Linked DNA regions of Homo sapiens: region 2 is linked to region 1. A link is an interaction called in ENCODE POLR2A ChIA-PET data of the cell type or tissue named here. Cell type or tissue: MCF 10A. All regions are shown on one strand. Links, peaks and the distances in the headings refer to the core of each region. The heading gives the core; the rest is flanking DNA. Region 1 has its middle 130 kb from the start of NCOR2. Region 2 overlaps NCOR2 (nuclear receptor corepressor 2).

Region 1 (17,124 bases), core at 8,620-11,119:
AGATTGGTTAATAAACTGTAACATCCGTTTCTAAATCAAGCTACATTTTCCTCTTGAGCAACTAAATTCATGCCCGTTGGTTTAATTTGTTGCTATTGTAATCCTTTAACGCTGATGAAATTATGGAGCGGTTTCTAGTGAAATTATCCAGATTTGATTAGGGTTTGAACATATTAATATTTTTCCTTCTGAGTAGTCTTCAGAGAGAGACTGGCTGAGGGTGTGCAGGTCCCATGGGCTGGGAGGGTGGGGAGTGCCACCTCAGAAAGCAGATTCAGTCTGTCCCTCTTCAGATAATCTTCTTCTTAAAAAATATTTTTAATTTTAATTTTAATTAATTAATTTTTTTTGAGATAGAGTCTCGCTTCGCTTGTCACCCGAGGTTGGAATACCATGACGCGATCCAAGCTCACCGCAACCTCCACCTCCTGGGTTCAAGGGATTCTCCTGCCTCAGCCTCCTGAGTAGCTGGGATTACAGGTGCCCGCCACCATGCCTGGCTAATTTTTGTATTTTTTAGTAGAGATGGGGGTTTTACCATGTTGCCCAGGCTGGTCTCGAACTCCTGGCCTCAAGTGATCCGCCTGCCTCAGCCTCCCAGGTGCTGGGATTACAGGCATGAGCCACTGCGCCCCATTTTTATTTTTTAGAGACAGGGTCTTGCCATGTTGCCCAGGCTGGTCCCGAACTCCTGGCTTCAAGTGATCCTCCTGCCTTGTCCTCCCAGAGCACTGGGATTACAGGTATGAGCTGTGACACCTGGCCCTTTGGGAAAAAAAAGTGCATTTATTGAGTACTGACTGTATGCACAGTCCTGGATATGAACATTCTCAATGGAGAGTCTGCCAGAGAAGGTTCTGGGCTCCTAAGTGGCAGTTGTTCCAAACGGATAGCTGGAACACAGTGGGTCCCCTCCAGCTTTGCCTCCAAACCCACCTCCAGTTGCAATGGAGCCTTCGCTGTCTGTTCATCATAAACCGGTGCTGGGTAGGAAGAAGATGCTCACACGGAAGTCACTTTAACCTTGGCTTTGACCCTGGAGGATTTCCTCCTGACTAAGAGCCCCTCTCCGAGACCCCATGGTGATCTGGAACAGTAGAGGCTGGGGAGAGGAAGACTGAGGGCCAAAGCTCCATGCAGACCCTGCCAGGAGGAGCAAAACCCAGGCCAGCGGCCTCCCTCTGCTGCCTCTATCCCGCCTCCTCCCTGTGGAGCTTACTCCCCCCTCACTGCCTGCTAATTCCATTTGTTCTGGAATGTGCCAGGCCTCGCCCCAAACAGTACATAAGCACCGAGGAATCTGAAGTGCGTTTCCAGGTTCCCTCCTTCAGGAAAGAGAGGGCCAGGCAGGGTCTAGGAGCTAAGACTGGAGTGGATAATGGCAGGCACAGAGAGGCCCCCAAGGAGGCTCCGGTTTCCAGCCAGTACATGGGGCCAGGGACCCCAGGCCAGCCTGACCTGCCCTCTACTCACTGCCGCTCTGGCTGGCGATTCCTGAGCATGGCACAGTTATCAAGAAGGGGCTGCCCTCCTTTTCCACTGAGTGAGGGATGGAGTAACTGCTCCTTGTGTTGCCAAGGGACACGCTGGATGCCCTTCGGATGTGCAGATGGCCGGGGCCAAGTCCCTCTGCCAAGCCTTTGCTGAAGCCATTTCCTCTGCAGGGCCTGACCTTCCCCAGCCTCCTGCCCGCTCCCCTTCACCCCACACTCAGCCGTCAGGGCAGAGCCAAATCCTCCTCCTGGAAGAACGCACTCGCCCAGCCCACAGTGCTTCCCCGCTGTAGAACCCACCACACATGGTCACTCCAGAGCTGAGAACTGGCTTCCTCACAGCCAGCTCCCCCGGGGCCTGCAAATTCAGTGAAAGCAGGAGCCCCCTCCCCAGCTGCCACAATGTCTAACTCAGAGTTTGTCCACTGGTGGGCCACAAATGTGCTTAGCTGCTCTTGCACAGAGATTCATTATTTTTTAAAACATTAACTGGCATCATTTAAAAGGTAGGATGTTTCACATTAAAAATCTGGGCTCTGTTAAAAAAATCAGATCTGGGCTGGGCATGGTGGCTCACGCCTGTAATCCCAGCTCTTCGGGAGGCTGAGGCAGGAGGGATCACTTGAACCCAGGAGTTTGAGACCAGCCTGGGCAATATAGCGAGACCTCCACTCTACAAAAAACAAAACAAAACAAAAATTAACCAGGTGTGATGGCATGCGCCTGAGGTCCCAGCTACTCAGGAGGCTGAGGTAGGAGGATTGCTTGAGGCTGGGAGGTTGAGGCTGCAGTGAGCCGTGATCGTGCCACTGCATTCCAGCCTGGGTGACAGAATGAGTAAGACCTTGTCTAAAAAAAAAAATAAATAAAACAAATAAGTAATCAGATCTGGTGACCCCGGGCCCTGCATTCTTATGTGACAATTGTTGGAAACTGGCCTTTAGATGTGGCAGGCACTCCCTCTGTCATGGTCACTTCACTCCACTCCCTTCCAGTCCCTATCGCCGTGCCCCAGCAGCTCTGCTTGTTGACGCTGCCTGTCTTGCCTCTAGCCTCCGAAAGTGCTGGGATTACAGGCGTGAGCTGCCACGCCCGGCCGCAAGTAGGAGTTCTAATGAGGACACAAGTGGAACGCTAAGTGAAAAGGACTTTCTCCGTCCTGGAGACTGCAGGCGTGGAGCGGGGAGGAGGGGTGAAGGGAGACCAGGTTTGGAAACCAGGTGGTCAGCGGTCCAAATCCTGGCTCTCCCGCTCATTGGCTGTATGACCTTGGAAGTGTGCTTAGCGTCTCTGAGCCTCAGTTTCCTCATCTTGAATATGATTTTGAGCCTTCGACCCCCTGTCTAGTCCTTTGTGTCCCTGGCCCCCTAGCCATGCCTGGCACACAGGAGACCCTCTACGTGCAGCAATCCTTGCAGCAACCTTGCAGGACACAGTTCTTCATATTCAAGAACTGAGATGGAACATCTCCGTTTGTAAGCGTTGTCCACACACTCCAATGTGCACAGAATCCCTCTGGGATTGAATGGAGAAGCTGCTCCATGTCGCTAAGCTCCGCCCTCACTGTAAAGCCTGGTTTTTGTCACTGATTGCAGAGGTCAGACTCTACCTGGGGTGGCCTGGTGTCTGTGCTCACTGTTCTCAGGGAGGGGTGCTCAGGAATGTCTCAGATGGGTCAAGGGTGCTACATGGGGTCCCCAGTATTACCAGTGCCCAGGAGGTATAGGACAGCAACCTCCAGCAGCCAGAATCCCGCCTCTCCCCTAAGCACACACTATCTCCAAGCCCTTTCCTCATGGTGTGGGTTATTCACCATTCATTAAAAAAGAGAAAATAATCAACAACCTATTACGTACCAGGCACCATCAAAAGCCCAACGTCACTTCCAAAACAAAATCAGAAATGATTCCTAGCTTTCGAAAGACGAGTTTTTCCACCTTCCAGAATGTTAGCACCAGGCAGGCAGGGATGCTGCTTGTCTAGTTTCCTGCTGTCTCCCAAGTGCCTAAAACAGAATCCAGCACACAGTAGGTGCTCAGCAAATGTTTGTTGAATGACTGCACAACAGTATAGTAGTAGCATCTTCTCAGGCTTTCGCTGTTGGGAATTCTGTAGTAGGAGCCCCTATGCGCATTCCTCCTTTAGGGATAAGGCAACTGAGATGCTGAGAGGCAAAGACATGGGCCAGCATTAGCCCAGCTGCTCTGAGTGGGGCCAAGAGTAGAGCTTAGGCTTCTTCTGACGCCAGCTGAGGAACAAAACCCTCTCTGTCTTCTCAATCTCCTTGCCAGCCTACAGCTTGAGATTTTTCACACAGTGGATTTTCAGAGCCTACGGTCGGCATCTAATGAACAAATACGCGGGTGGGGACTGAATACCTCTTGCAAGAATCTCATCTCAGCCCTTCAAGGCCACTCTGGGAAGCTTACTTCTTGGAAGAGGACTTATCTCTTCCTTCCCAAAAGAGCTGCATTCTAAATCCAAACAGCCGTGGAGTAGCTGCTCCTGGAAGGATACTTCAACATCCATGAAATGTAATGATGTCCTCAAGTGAAATATTTCAACAGCGTGCTCAGGAACCCAACAAAAGAACATAGGTTTAGGGGAAATACACAGACACGCACACACACACGCACACACACCCCAAATTCTTTCCTTAAAACATAAGCTGGAAGGATTTTATCTGCTCTCACAGGGAAAACTCAAGAGGTTTAATTTAAAACTTGGGCGGGCTTGTGGTTTTTCAATGGGGTGATTGTTCCGTAGTCAGGGAATGAGATAATAAGAAAATGTTTTTGAGCCAGTGTTTGGTTTGGCTTCAGAAATTCAAACCAGCCTTCTTCTGAGAGCTGTCGGGCCTCGTGCATAGTTCAGGCTGGTATCTACCACCGTCAGGAACCCAGATTTGTGATAACATTTATGCGGCCAAAGACTTCCAAGGGAATGCAGGCCGAGGGGTGCCTTGTGCACTTGGGCACAGCAGAGCTTGGTTGAAAAAGGCAGGTCTCTAACCTGGCTGCGCATCACCCCGTCTCCAGACACCCAGACCCTTAGCAATCATGTAAAATATGGGCTAAGGCAGGCTGGGTGCTGCGGCTCACGCCTGTAATCCCAACACTTTGGGAGGCTGAGGCGGGTGGATCACTTGAGGCCAGGAGTTTGAGACCAGCCTGGCCAACATGGTGAAACCCCATCTCTACTAAAAACACAAAAATTGGCCAGGCGCCGTGGCTCATGCCTGTAATCCCAGCACTTTGAGAGGCTGAGGCGGGCGAATCACGAGGTCAGGAGTTCAAGACAAGCCTGGCCAACATGGAGAAACCCTGTCTCTACTAAAAATACAAAAAATTAGCTGAGCATAGTGGCGGGCGCCTGTAATCCCAGCTATTCGGGAGGCTGAGGCAGGAGAATTGTTTGAACCTCAGGAGACAGAGGTTGCAGTGAGCCGAGATCAAGCCACTGCAGTCGAGCCTGGGCAACAGAGTGAGACTGTCTTAAAAAATAAATAAATAAATGAATATATACATAAAAATTAGCTGGACATATGGGCGCATGCTTGTAATCTCAGCTACTCGGGAGGCTAAAATATGAGAATCACTTGAACCCAGGAGGTGGAGGTTGCAGTGAGCCAAGACCATGCCATTGCACTCCAGCCTGGGTGACAGAGTGAGACTCCGTCTAAATATATATATATATATATATGGGCTAAAGCAGACATAAGGGTAATCTGCCATGATCTGGAAGCCCCATAATGAGACAGCATCTTTTGATCTGTCCTCAGCAAGGTTCATCAGCCTCCTGCTATCTGCATCAACCCACTGGAGGGGAAGCCTGAACTGCTCTTCCCCAGCCCACATCTCCCCAGCATCCCCTGGGGGCTTTTGATATGGATTTTACCAGGTGGAAATGAGCAGAAGGACATTGCAAATGGAGTGGGCTTGTTTTTTCCCCACTGCTTTGCCTCTTTTGGTCTGCTTTGGGCTCTCTGGGGAAAATAACTGTTGCTGATGGAAACAGGAATTCCTAGAGCCCCAGTTTGGGGTTAAGGTGATGTAGGGCAGGCAAGCCCCAGAATCAGGGCTTAGCCTGGGAGGGTTCTTGGCTCCACCCAGGAAAGAATTCAAGGGCAAGCTGGTGGTGTTTGATTGCAGCCGCAGTGCAGGGCAGCAGCAGAGGCACTGGGAGATCGGGCAGTGTGCCCAGAGCAGCAGCTCAGAGGCAGCCCTGCAGTCTCCTTTATACCCACTCCTAATGATATGCAATTAAGGGGTGGGTTATCCAGACACTTCTAGAAAAAAGGTGGTAACTTTTGAGTCATCAGGTCATTGCCATGGAAAGGGGTGATAACGTCCAGGTGTTGCCATGGCAATGGTAAACTGACATGGCACACTGGTGGGTGTGTCTTATAGAAAGTTGCTTCTGCCCTGCTCCTATTTTAGATAGTCCTCAATTTGGTCCAGTGTCTGAGCTCTGCCTCGAGTTGAGTCCTGCCTCCTACCTCAGAGGGAGATCAGGTAGGAAGTTTTAGTGGTATTTGCTCCTGGAGTACCAAGCATTTCAGGGGAGAGCCTCTCATTCATGGGCGGCTGGGCTGGAAGGGGGTTTTGAGTGGAATCACTCGCTGCACAGTCTTCTCCAGGGGGATTCTCTAATTTCAGGTGACCCATGCCCCTCTTGAGAATAATGTTGATTGACATTCTGGTGTTCTGCCCCAGGAGCCTCCACCTGTGTCTAAAGAGGTCAGCTAATGGCTTCCAGCAGGGGCAGGTGACACTTGTGCTCAGCTCCTCTCAAAAATGACTCACCTCTCCTTCTGCACCTGGCATTTGAGTCTAGAGGTCTGAAGACCCGCAAAGGGTCTTCTCTCATCATCCCAGCCCTACACCTCAACTTAGCTTAGGACTGGCCCTCATTCAATGCCCACCTCTGACCCTAACCCCAACCCACCAAAGCCGGTCCTTGATCAAGACCTGAGCCCTCTGTGAGGCCTGAGAAGCTGGAGGGAGGTTTGGTCCTGTGATGCCCCTGGGACGCCTCATCCAGCACGTCCTGGCCAGCACAGCATCTGCCATTCACACTTACACCTTGGACAGCTCCCAGGGATCTGCTCCCAGGTCCATGGGCTGCCATCTGCCAGACTGTCACATGCTTCGTCCTCTGTCGGTTTGCCCTCCAACCAGGCCTCAAGCACTCTCCCTCTTACCACCATTCCTCCAAAAAAATTTTTTTTTAAAGATTATGCTTCCAGCCAGGTGCAGTGGCTCACACATGTAATCCTAGCAATTTGGGAGGCTGAGGTGAGAGGATCACTTGAGCCCAGGAGTTCAAGACCAGCCTGGGCAACAAACATAGTGAGACTCCATCTCTACAAGAAATATACAAAAATTAGCTGAGCGTGGTTGGCATATGCCTACAGTCCCAGCTACTCGGGAGGCTGAGGCAGGAGGATCGCTTGAGCCCAGGAGGTCAAGGCTGCAGTGAGCTATGAATGCACCACTGCACTCCAGCCTGGATGACAGAGTGAGACTCCACCTCTAAATGAAAATAAAAATGAAAAAAGAGAGAAGAGAAGGGGTGTATAATCAAAAGCAACAAGCCTGAGGCTGCAAGGTGCGTGGTTCCCAGACAATGGAAACTGCCGTGGGCCATGACAGCCCCCAGCTGATCCTGTACCTGGAGGGGACGGTTTGGGGGTATGACAGAGTACGGGGTGCACCTTGGGAGCTGGCTGTGGAACTGCCACTTGGAGAGTGGGGGGCTGCCCTGTGAGCCTGCCAGGGCTTTCTCCCCAGCCATTCAGCCTCCTTGGGTCCTCTGCCCCAGCCTGCCTTCCTGGCCGGTCAGGGTGCTGAATAACTCCAGTAACCATGAGAACACCTCCCACTTGCGGAAGCCTCCCTTTATTTGTTGGCTAGGGCTGGCGTAACTAATTAAGCCACAAGCTGCGTGGCTTAAAACAACAGAAATGCATTCTCTCAGTGTTCTGGATGCCAGAAGTCAGAAATCAAGGTGTCCACAGGGCGGTGCTTCCTCTGGAGGCTCTAGCGGAGGAGCCTTCCTGCCCCTTCCAGCTCCTAGCAGCTGCCCGCAACCCCGGACCTTCCTTCCTTGACGCAGCTGCGTCACTGGCTGGCTGTCCTTTGTGCGTCATCTGTTTTTATAAGGATACCAGTCACTTCATTTAGGGCTTGCCTACTCCAGTGTGACCTCATCTTAACTTGGTTCCATCTGCAAAACCCTGTTTCCAGATAAGATCACATTCACAGGTTCAGGGTGGACATGGATTTGGAGAGCGGGGATGATATTCACCCCAGTAAACTCCCCAAGGGCCTGCACTGGGTGAAATACATTCCCTGTTTCCCCACATAATCTTCACAGCAGCCTGTGAGGCAGGTGCAGTCAGTTCCCACTGCATGGATGAGGAAACTGAGGCTCACAGAGGCTGAGCATCAAGTGCCCAAAGCTGCACAGGCTGGGGGAGGAAAATGGCTTGGAACTAGATAAAGGTGAATGGATTAAATACCACTGAACTGTACATGCTGCAAGGGTTAATTCTATGTCATGTGAATATTACCTGGTAAAAAGTGTTCTATCTTGGTACCTTTCCACTGTCTAAAATCCACGCTGCTAGAGGGAATCTGTGGTCTTGAGATGTGAAACCCATCATCGAGCCACTTCCTGTGGTGGGAGTCTTTGTGTCCGGGAGGCCTCGGTTATAGTGCAGATGAGCTTCCTGGAAGGTGGGGACTGTGTGCTGAGCGCCTCCCTTTAATACCCAGCAAGGACTGGGTTCCCTCACTGGCCACCTGTCATTTTAGAAGGCAGAGGATATGGGTAAGTTTTGCTTAATTAATTTTGGAGGAAGGGATACAGGGAAAGTGTCAGCAATTGGGAGCTAGTTTTTTTGGTTTGTTTTTGGTTTTTTATTATTTATTTTTATTATTTATTGATTTATTTGAGACAGAGTCACTCTGTTGCCCAGGTTGGAGTGCAGTGGCGCGGTGTTGGCTCTCTGCAACCTCCGCCTCTTGGTTTCAAGCAATTCCCCTGCCTCAACCTCCCAAGCAGCTGGGATTACAGGCACCCGCTGCCATGCCCAGTTGTTAATTTTTGTATTTTTAGTAGAGACGGGTTTTCACCATGTTGGCCAGTCTGGTCTCAAACTCCTGACCTCAAGTGATCCACCCGCCTCGGCCTCCCAAAATATTAGGATTACAGACTTGAGCCACTGTGCCCGGTCTGTTTTTGTTTTTTTAGAGACAGGATATTGCCCTGTCACATTGGCTACAGCGTAGTGGCATGATCATAGCTCACTGCAACCTTGACCTCTGGGGCTCAAGGGATCCTCCTGCCTTAGCCTCCCTAGTAGCCAGGACTACGAGTATGGAACACCATGTCCAGCTAATGTTTTTAAAGTTTTGTAGAGACAGGGTCTCACTATGTTGCCCAGGCTAGTCTTGAACTTCTGGGCTCAAGCAATCCTCCTGCCTCAGCCTCCCAAAATGCTGACATTACAAGTGTGAGATCCAGCCATGGCCAGGATCTTGAAGTTCGTGTGTTTGTCCTGCACTGGCCCCTCTAGCCCATTCCTGGCCTCACTCCGTGCACGCCCCCAAGCCCCTCACCGGCCTGCTGGGAGAGCTGGGGTCACTGTTGAACAGTCAGCCCCAGAAGCCTAGCTCCCTATGTATCTGCCGAAAGGCCTGATACAGCAGTAGCTCAATTTTATTGATCTTGTCAAAAGCAGTAACTCAAGAAAGCTATTTAAATTCACGGGAGGAAGCCACAGCAATTATCCACGTCTGCATCAGATTCTTCATCATTTTTGTTATTGGCTGTGGAGCCTGGAGACATTCTGTGTGCGGCTGACGCGGCAGCGAGGGGACCGCTGAGGGCTGAGGTTTTGTTTGCAGCCCAGGAAAACAAATACCATAATCAAGAGTTCGCCGATATAAATCTATATGCATAAAGGTTTACAGGGTATTCCCACGGGGACGCACGGGCACCCAGTGGTTTAGATTCATTTTGTCCCTAATCCCAGCCAAATCCCGTCAGCCTATTCCTGCAGCTCCTGTTTTAGTGCATAAAAACATTGCGATGTGTGATGGAGCAGGTGATTTTTTTTTGCAGTCTTTCCCCCATAGTTAAACTTTAATGAAAGATTAAATCACAGTGGAATTTGAGTGACAAGCAGATGAGATCTGTGGCAGGCACCGTGAGTCTGGCTGGGTGGGCTATGGCAGGGACTGGGGAAGATGACCCCACCTGCCCACCACCAGAGTGCCTCGGACCTCAGCAGATGGCAGCTCTCTGGATTGGGGTCATGATTAATTCATCTCTTAATCCCTGGCACCTAGTAAGTGCCTGGTACACAGCAGGTGCCCCAGTGAATAATTGAATGAATGAATGAATGAATGAGCTGGCTGAGTTGCCTGCTTTAAATTGTTGTTTGCCAAACAGTTGCTCCTGGATATCCTGGTGTCATGATATTTTCTGTCTGTGCTGGACATCTTTAGTGTGTCACTCCAGGCCCAATCTTCACTCTGTTCATCTAGGCCTGTTGGCTTCCAGCCCTTGGGTGTCCAGCTAGAGGTTGGAAGCAGGTAGAGAAAGAGGCCAGGGGGTGTTTACAGCCCCAGTTCCTCTCTGCAATGTCCCAGGTTGGCTGCATCCCTCCAACAAAGGATAGGGCTCCTATGGGGTGGTCCTCTCTTACAGCCACCCTCTTCAGGTTCTGGTAACTTACCTTCAGGTGTGGTGATAGCTCCTCACTGTTGCTACTGGAGGGGAAGGGCTTCTCTACCCCCTGCTCACACCTTTGCAGATAATTGATTAGTTAGCGCTTCTCCATTTCCTGTGTCAGCATACCCTCCTCTGTTTTCTAGTGGGATCCTAACTGATAATGCATCTAAACTACTGTTTTCTTCTTCTAAAATCAACTCACATGCTTTTACTCAAGTACCAACTTGAGCCGTGAGAGCCAGCAATTCTCAAAGTGTGGTGCCACACCAGTAACCTCAGCATCACCTGGGAGCTTGTTAGAGATGTAAACTCAGGCCCACCCTGGACTCACTGAATCAGGCATTCTGATGTCGGGGGGAAGCTCCCTGTGTTCTCATAAGCCCCCTAAGAGATTTGCACACATTCTCAAGTGTGAGAACCACTGGTCTAAGTAAGAATTCCAGCAAAATCAAAGGTTTGGATTATGTGTGGTCCGTGCTACCGGATGCCTTCCCAACACCCACTCTGCCCCCACCTTCCTCACTAATAAAACCCTAATTTTGTTCAAGATAGTTTGAATCCCACCTTTTCTAGCTTCCTCTGCAAGTAGGGGTTGCTCCACGACACAGCTCTGGCCAATAAGATGTAAGTGGATGTCCTTGGGTGGGGCTTCCATAAAAGCTCTTTAAAAGGTGAAAGTGGGTGGGTGGCAGTGCAGGAAGCTAGTGCAGGTCTTTTGCCCTATTCTCTTTTTTCTCTTCCTGCCTGGAATCTAGATGCAATGCTGGAGGTACAGCAGCCACTTTGTGACCATAGGTGACTATGAGGATTAAAGGGGTAGAAAAGGGCCTGGGTATTCATGGAGTGATGGGGCTACCTTCCCAGCCTTGAACAGGCCACCTCCAGATGTCTTGTTAAGAGGGAAACAGAAACCTCTTATTTGGGTAAGCCACTGTTATTTGGGTTTTCTGATATATGCAGCCAAATGCAATTTCTAGTTAAAATAAACACACAACTATGACAAGAAGTGGTCATCTGTGTGTCCCACTGCCAACAGCCTCACAGGCCATGAAACCCTGCTTGAACTGAAGGGTCATCATTGAAGGCGAGATTCCACTCCAGACTGGCACACAGAGGCTTGCCTGTCAGAGCTGGCTCTGAGCAGATGCAGGATTTATGACTTTGTTTATACTTGCATCCTTGCAAAAGAGGATCTGAAGACAACTTCAAGTCAAGTTAAACTAAAATTAAAGCAGGAGAAAGATTAAGGAGACCCAGGAGGTCTCAAATGACATTTTAAAAATTGTCATTATCATTGTCATCAATCTCAAAATCTCCAGAATACTATTAACAGGGACATGCACCAGGTCCTGGAGACCCTAAAGGCACTAGCAGCCTGATCTGAACTTCCAAGGAGTTCACCGTGCAGGCAAGAGACCATGCCAAGGGTTCACTGCAGCTGGGCAATCAGGGAAGACTGCTCAGAGAAGGTGTCATTTGTGCCGGTAGCTAGGGGAAGAGAGAATGCCCATTGATGGAATATCTGCCTGTCTCAGGCACTGCATCAGAGGCTCCTGCCAGCTTCCAAACTGCTCTGTGAGGAAGGGATTACCACGGGGAAACTGAGGCTCAGAGAGGGAAAGTGACTTACTCAATGTCACACAGCCTATTGGGGGAGACCTTGGGCCCACTCTGAATCTTGAGTACTACAATCTGAGTCTTTCGGCATCATAGACAGGGTTTCCCCAAGGCACTGAGAGATGCCAGGAAGGGGACCCCAGCTCCAGAGAAACCACAGCCTCTCGGTGTTGCTCGGAGTGCACTAGTACCCTCCTAGGTGCTTTTAATTATCCACATTTTCCAGAAGAGAAAGCTGGCTCACAGAGGTGAAGGCACCTTCTCAGGGTGGAGGAGCAGAGCCAGGGCTCACACCCAGGGCTGTGGGGCTCCAGGGGTCTGGCCAGAGCGCACTGGGAATTCCAGGAAGGCTTCACGGAGGAGGACCAGATGTGATTGAGAAGGTGGCAGAGGAAAAGGCCTAGGCCCAGGTGCGGCAGTGGGATCACGGCAGTTCTGTGTGGCCACGTTGGCAAAGAATTAGATGTCCATTGCGTGTTTCCTATGCCACCGTCCTGAGCACTTCATAGCTATCAACCCCTTTCCTCTTCACAGCCCTGTGAGCTCGGTGCTGTTTTTGAACCCATCTTACAGAAAGAGAAGTTGAGGCAGGTTACTGTTCAACCTCTCTGTCCTCTATTTTCTAGGCATCTCTCTTCTCGCCCATTCTGCAGACAGCCAAGTGCCCCTGGCAGGATTTCTGTGTAGTTACAGGTGAGTGTGGACAGCCAGGGCAGTGCATCTGGTTGTTGAGCTCTGGCTCGGAACTTCCCAGCCTCACTGGTGGAGTCTGTGCTACGACTATGCTTTCCTCCCTTCTCCTCACCTCATGGCCCCAGACAGGGAACTCAGCCCTGCAGCAGACATCTGCGGCCCTCCCTGTCCAGACTGTTTCCTTCTAGGAGGAAAGTCCCCTTGCATGTTCCTTTGGGGAAGAATCCTTTCCTTCTCTTCACCCATGTAGTTTGGGTGGGGCAGACTCTGCCCCATTACCATGGCAATTGGTTCAGGGATAGTCCCTGTGACCAGGTCAGGCCAATAAGAACCTTCCCTGAGACTTTTGCTGGAACCACTTGGGAAAGAAGGTCTCTCTTTGCAGAGTTGCTATGCTGGTGGGATGTGCCCAGACCTGCCTGAGAGACAACCCAGTCTAGAGGAAAGCAGCACCAAGATACAGAAGGACTGATGGTGTTTGTTGAGCCCCCGAATCAAGCCATGCCTGAAGTACCCCCTAGACTTTTTAGTTACACAAAATGATAAAATTCTTTTTTTTTTTTTTTTTTTTTTTTGAGATGGAGTCTTGCTCTGCCACCCAGGCTGGAGTGCAATGGTGTGATCTCAGCTCACTGCAGCCTCTGCCTCCTCCCGGGTTCAAGCGATCCTCATGCCTCAGCCTCCCAAGTAGCTGGAATTACAGCTGTGTGCCGCCATGCCCAGCTAATTTTTGTATTTTTAGTAGAGACGCAGTTTCACCATGCTGGCCAGGCTGGTCTCGAACTCCTGACCTCAGGTGATCCACCTGCCTGGCCTCCCAAAGTGCTGGGATTACAGGTGTGAGCCACCATGCCCGGCCCAAAATGATAAAATTCTAAAAGTTGGGTTTTTATCTCTGGCTACCCACCTCTCTGTGATTCCTCTTTCCCATCCCCTACCCCTAGCCTGGATTATTTCTGGGTGCATCAAACTTTGTTAAAATTTGGGGAGAATGGAGTGGTTTCACAGCACCACGCTGCTCCACTTTTTTTTTTTTTTTTTTTGAGATTCTCCAACTTCCCTGTTTTCCAGTCTCTTCCTCTCAGCCTCTCCAGGAAACTCTAGCTCCCAGACTTTCCTATCCAGGCCCCTCCCAAGCTTGGGCTCCCCTCACATCTCCAAAGCCTCATTATGGTGTCCTGCTGAGGAGATGGCCCCTATTCCTTCGGCATGCCCTGGCCTCACAGAGGAACTGGCTTCGGGCCTTGTCCACCTTTCCCTTCCCCTTTGTGAGCAGGCTCAGGGAGCCAGAAGGTCTGAGTTCCAACGGCAGCCCCTCCCTTCATTGGCTGTGTGACCTCAAGCACGTTACTTACCCTCTCTGTGCCTCTGTAACCTGGTCTATAAAATGGGAATGCAGCTAATACCTTTTTCTTAGGGTTGCCCTGAGGCTTACTTGAGTGCATTTGTGGAAAACACTCAGCACCATACCTGTCTTGTTATATTTGTTGTTATTAGAGGGGGATGATGTAGGAATTCATGTTCCCATTGGAATGAGTTATGTCACTTCCCTTAGGAAGCAGACGCAGTTACCAGTGTGTTTGAAAGTAACTGTTCCCCTACCTCCAGCACATCAGGAGGACTTTGGAAAAAAAATTCTCTTCCTCAAATAGAAAGGAGAGATCTGGGAGGAAATGGGGGGGGGGGTCCTGTTGGGGGAACCCATCAGCACATAGGGGGAGGAGGAGGGGGCTCTGGATCGATGCCTGGGGTGGAAATACAGAGCTATTGCTGGCTTTGAGCTGGGAGAGGGGGTGCTTCAAGAGTCTGGCCTCTGGAGGGTGTGCAATGGGGCCACATTCTTGCTGTTTCTTAACAACTCCTCCAAGCCCCACGCCAGCACTGGGCAGTCGAGAAGCAGTTTCCCCTGCATGAGCTGAGCCGCTTAACAGCTGATGTGGAGATGAAAAAGAACCCAATCAAGCTAACAGCCCTTCCTGGCTGCCCTGCAATGACGGTGCTTTGTGCTGAGCCGGGGAAAATATTGGCCGTTTAAGCATTCACACTCTCTGGGGAGCAGCTGCAGAGGAGGGGCGGCTGCCCGGGCAAACTTGAGAGAACTGAAGTCACTGTGGGCTTCCGGGGGATGGGAGGTGGGGGGATTGTCACGGGCAACCTCGTTGTCCCTCTATCCCTAAAGTAACCCCATGTTCAGGGAGGCGATGCGCTCTTTACTTTGAGTGGTCTCACTGCGCCATTGTACAGATGAGGAAACTGGGGCTCAGAACAGGAGGTGACTTCCCTGAGGTCATATGGCTGGGAAGGCCTCAACACAGGCCAGATCTGCCTGACTCCCAATCCCGTGTCATTTTTGTTCTGTAGGTGACCTCCCAGAGCTGGCAGGCACAGGATGGAGGTGGGGTTGAGGCTGGAGAAGCCAGTTTGGAAGCAAAGCAGAGAAGGTTGAATCTGGGGGCTTTGAAAGTGAAACTTAGGGAGGGGACCTGGATGCAGGCAGCTGGAGGAAGAGGGTGTGTGTGTTGCGGCAGGAAGCCTGATGGCAGGGGGTGTCGGGGAGAGACAGAAAGAAACAGGAGAGATAGAGAGATGGGGGGTAGAGAGAGGAAGAGACAGGAGAGAGAAAGATACACACACAAACACACACACACACACACAGACACACACAGTGTCAGAGAGTTATTAACCTCTTCCTTGGTTCTTTGGTGTTGCCTGATGTCCTAGACCACTTCTACAGCTGCTGAATATCCACTCATTCAATTATTCATTCATGCATTCATTCAATATAGACGTATCTTTAATTGAGCACCTACTACTTATAGGCACTATGCTAAACTCTGGGAAATCTAGCAGACGACAAAACAGGCAACGGTCTGGACTGTCAGGAATGTACATTTTAGTGAGGGGGTAGGGAGACCAACAGAGACGTAAATTATAAAAGGAGGGGGAAAAATGGCAAACAGTAGAGAGAGAACCTCAGGCCCGGAGGCAGTAAGGCATGTGGGGACAGGATGCAGACTCACTGGCAGGACAGGGAGGGGCCACTTTTTATAAGGTGATCTTGGAAAGCTTCTCAGAGGAGGTGATGTTTGAGCTGGAACTCTTGTATCAGGAAAAAGCCAAGGTTCTGTGCCCAGCAGGCTGGGACTGGGCAAGCCGACCTCGGAAGCCTTTCAGATGGAGGGAGAAAGCCTGAACAGGAGCCTTCAGATGACGGCAACCAGAGCTGACCTTTCCACTGCTGGAGACCTCAAGGGAGACCCTGCGCCAGAACCTCCCAGTAAGTGCCCCCGAGATTCCAGACCCACAGAAGCTGAGAAAATACATCACTGTTCCCAGAGGCTAAGTGTGGGGGCATTTTGTTATGCAGCAATAGCTAACTCACACAAGGGCCTTCTTGGATAGAGAGCGGCTTTTTGAGGGTGAGAAAAAGCATTCCTAGATTCTTGCCAGCAGTTGGTCAAACTGTGTCACATGACCATGACTAGCCCAATCTCTGGTTAGGGGCGTGATCACCTTGGACCAATCAGGACCCTGCCCTGGAGCTGGGCCGTGGCTCCCAGGAATCACTGAGGATGCTGGATGCTGGACCCCAGCCAGGAAGCAGCAGCCAAGATACTGCCTCCTGGCCTCCAATTAATGTCCAAGCTGCCATTTATTGAGCACTGACTGTATGCCTGGGTTTTCACCCACACCAAGTTCTGGCTCCACAGTTTTCTCACCAGCAGCCCCTTTCCCTCCTCCCAGCCTCCGCACCCGCCCATCCTGCCACACTGAATGCTGTTTCTGCCCCAGTTGCCAGTTAGAATCCCACGCTTCCTTCAAGGAAAACCTCACCTTGGAGTCTGTCTCCACTTCCTGTAAGAAGCCTTCCAAGATCCCCCACGGGGACTCATCAGGCAAGGATAGGGAGTGATGTCATCCTGACTATCACGACTGCAATCTTTTCACTGCCACGGAGCTGGGGTGAAATTGCCCTAGGCGGGCAATTTTCTAGCTGTGTGACCTTGGGCAAGTTACTTAACCTTTCTGCGCCTCGCCTTCCCTGTCTCTTAAATGGAGATCATATTAGTACTTCCCTTGTTGGGTCATTATCCGAGTTAAATGTTAATACACGCAAAGTGCTCAGGATCTCGTCCAGCCCACAGGAAGCACTAGATAAGCGTTAGCTGCTGTCATTCCCCTCCCTGTTCTCTCAGTCCCCATCAGGGCTGAAGACTGACCCTGGTCCAATTGTCCTGATTTGCATGTGGCTCACTGTGGATTCACGTATGCACCCAGAGTATACCCAGGAGCACCATGGCGCCCTGGCAAACTCCACAAGACAAGCTGTCACGCTCCAGGATCACCTGGCAAATTTTCTCATGAATAAAACCGGGAGCTAAAAATGTCTCACGTTTTTCTCCACCTACAAACCCGTCAGTCTCCCCCTGCTCTACGGAGGGCACAAGGATGCACAGAATGTTCCTTAAAAGAATGGAAAAGGCATTCTGGAATCCAGGGCTAATACAATTACTCTAAAAGCATTTCTCCCCTGTTCGAAGTTAACTCGCTCCTGATGATGATAAACTCTGCCGTGCCT
Region 2 (2,500 bases), core at 1-2,500, 280 kb after region 1:
GTCTGAGTCCTCAGATGTGAGTGCATGTCGGAATCACCGGAAGGGCTGGGGAAACCCAGTCACTGGGCCGCACCCCTCACCCCACAATAAGGCCGAGATCCAAGACTCTGCATTTCCAAGGAGCTCCCAGGCGTTGGTCTAGGACGCTGCTGAGAACCTCGGTGCTGGGGGTCAGCCCCTGAGCAGGGAGCAGGGTGGCTGAAGGGGTTGTTAAGCCCGAGGTGGGCTACCCCACAGCCCAGACCACCCATGGGAGTACACTCAAGCTGGAACGGCCCTTCCCAGGTGTTTGGGGTGGGCAACGGCCTCCCTGGCCAGGGCCCAACTTGGATGAGGCAGCTCTGAGCTGAGTTATTGTCAGCGCGCCTGACAGCCGATGGCAGCCAGCCCCTTCTAGAAGGGAGGTCTGGCCAGTCCAGCCCAGGAGGCAGCCTGTGCATCTGCATGTTTGCAAAGCCACGCTTCATAGATGCTGTGGCCACCCGAATGCTTAACCACAGCCCAGCAGCAAGACGCCAGTGCCACCGTGTCATCTCAAGGACACCTGCCCTGTCTGAAGTGCTTGCACCAGGCCCTTCTCCGCCCTGTCACCCCGACACCATGTGCCCTGTACCAAAGCAGTTTGTGTGTCATTTCGATGGTTACGTTTCTGAAACTTGGATGGTTATAAAGTGGAATATGAAAGTCCTTGATTAAAAGTGCTGGCCATGGGACGTCTCTGGACTCAGACCCGCGCTGTGTGCGGCCGCCTTCACTCTGGCCCACCTTGGCATCCATGGCACTGGTGCTTAGCCTTGTGGCCGGCTGGAGGCGAGGGATGTGCATGGCTGTTTAGAGTGGTGGGATTGCCTTCTTGTTTAATGGAGGGTGCCATCCTCTTTCTGGAAGCTTCTCTGTGTTCTGACACGGGGATGCAGGCCCGGGCATAGGCTTTTGGAATGCTAGCCCCTCCACACCCACCCCCATGAGACCCCACAGGCCTGAGCTTTGGCAAGGGAGGGCCGAGCCCCCACCTCCCGGAACCTGGCCCCTGAGATCGGCCGTGAGCGGCTTTTGAGCCTGGAGGCTGGGTTGAGGCCCGAGCATCCTCTCTTGGGCTCCGAGCCCCATCACCACCACCCTGAGGTGAATCACGGACTGTGGGGCGGTGCGGGGAACAGCTCAAGCGCTGGCACAGTGGTTTATAGTCCATGATTCATTGATGGAAGGGCCGCGTTATCCTAGTGAATTGCAAAACCAGAGCCCAGGAATGCTGGGGCCTGACTGCAGACCGTTGGGGAGCGAGGATGTGAGGCTGGCTAGGCCAGGTGGCAGGGCCCGGCCCCTGGTAGCCAATATGGCCTTCCCGCAGCGATGGGGGTTCATGTGGCCAAGGGGGCCTCTCTTTCTGCAGAGATGGGACACTGAGACGGGAACAGCCCGTCCTGGGCTCCAGTCATCCGGCCTGGGTCCAAGAAGGAAGCCCAGGGAGGCCGAGGCTCCGCCCCCGACTGCTGCCGTCCACTCTCCACTGTTCCCCATCTCTGTCCCTCTGGGTCTGCTCTGCCCAAGCCCCTGGCTCTGAATCTCCTGCATTTTTCTAGGTTTCTCTCTCTCTCTCTCTCTCTGTGTGTGTATGCGCGCACACGGGTGGCTACGTCTGTTTCTCTTCCCATGTCTTCCTCCCTCTTTCTATTTCTCTGTGTCTTTATCTCTGTGTCCACGTCTCGTCTGTTTCTCTGCATGTGCTTTCCCGTCTCTCTCTCTTTCCCCCATCTAAGTCTTTTAACTCTGTCTCTAGCTCTCTCTCTCTCTCTCCCCTTCTCTCTCTCCCCCATCTCTCCTCTTCCTCCTCCCCCGCCCCCTCCCCTCCTCACCCTGTCCCTGGGTCTCTCCTCTCACCCTTCCTCCTCCAGGTCTCTGCTCCTCCCCCACCTTTCTCCCTTTCTCTCTCCTCCCTCCCACTACAGCCCCCTGTCCCCTGCCTCCTCCGTCTGTCCTCTCCCAGCTCTTTGCGGAGGGACTGGTGACCTTGTTCCCCTTGCTGTGGCACTCGGACAGTTTGCACAGGGAACAGTATGACCGGGAAGGCTGTTCCAGGGCAGGAGCAGCCAGGCTTGGTCCCTGGGGAGGGGCAGCCGCTGTGCGGTGGGTGTTGGTATTCAGGGCTAGCTGCCTGCCCTAGGTGCTGAAGTCACTTGATGGTGGGGACCGGTGGCAGGGCGGGCCAGATCACCCCAGGCTGTGTTTCAGCTCCCAGGCCGAGGGCTTGTATCTTGTTTCAAACCTGCTGCCTGCTTGGGGCTGGGCCAGGATGGGCCCACAGCCTTCCGGTGGTGCCGACTTTCCCAGGCCTGCCAGAGGAGGTGGCTGGGTCCTCTCCAGTCAGGGCCAGCTGGGCTGGGCAGGATTGGGTGCAGTTTTAGGGTTGAAGTGAGCAGATGTCTCTGGTTTCCTGCCCAGCTTTGTGCTAGGTGGGGAGACAGTTGGGGGCTCCCCACGTCCTGCAGTCAGGGATGTT

Evidence for each region. Peaks named below come from ENCODE experiments on the same cell type or tissue, not always from the same donor. Only the 100,000 strongest peaks of a DNase experiment are listed, where the experiment ranks them.
Region 2: POLR2A ChIA-PET joins it to region 1 with 5 read pairs; 2 of 35 experiments call an interaction of 5 or more read pairs at or near these places.

The regions. Positions count from the first base shown.
Region 1 is chr12:124,685,524-124,702,647 of GRCh38, reverse strand. No RefSeq gene overlaps it. Among named protein-coding and RNA genes, the nearest start is that of NCOR2, 130 kb to the right of the region's middle. RefSeq lists enhancers at 7,328-7,829, 13,992-14,713, 16,753-17,124. In MCF 10A, for the core only: no CTCF peak of the experiment used is centred there; no DNase peak of the experiment used is centred there.
Region 2 is chr12:124,410,381-124,412,880 of GRCh38, reverse strand. All of the region lies in intron 15 of NCOR2 (nuclear receptor corepressor 2), which reads left to right. Among named protein-coding and RNA genes, the nearest start is that of MIR6880, 74 kb to the right of the region's middle. RefSeq lists enhancers at 1-58, 59-686. In MCF 10A, for the core only: no CTCF peak of the experiment used is centred there; a DNase peak (open chromatin) is centred at 1,190.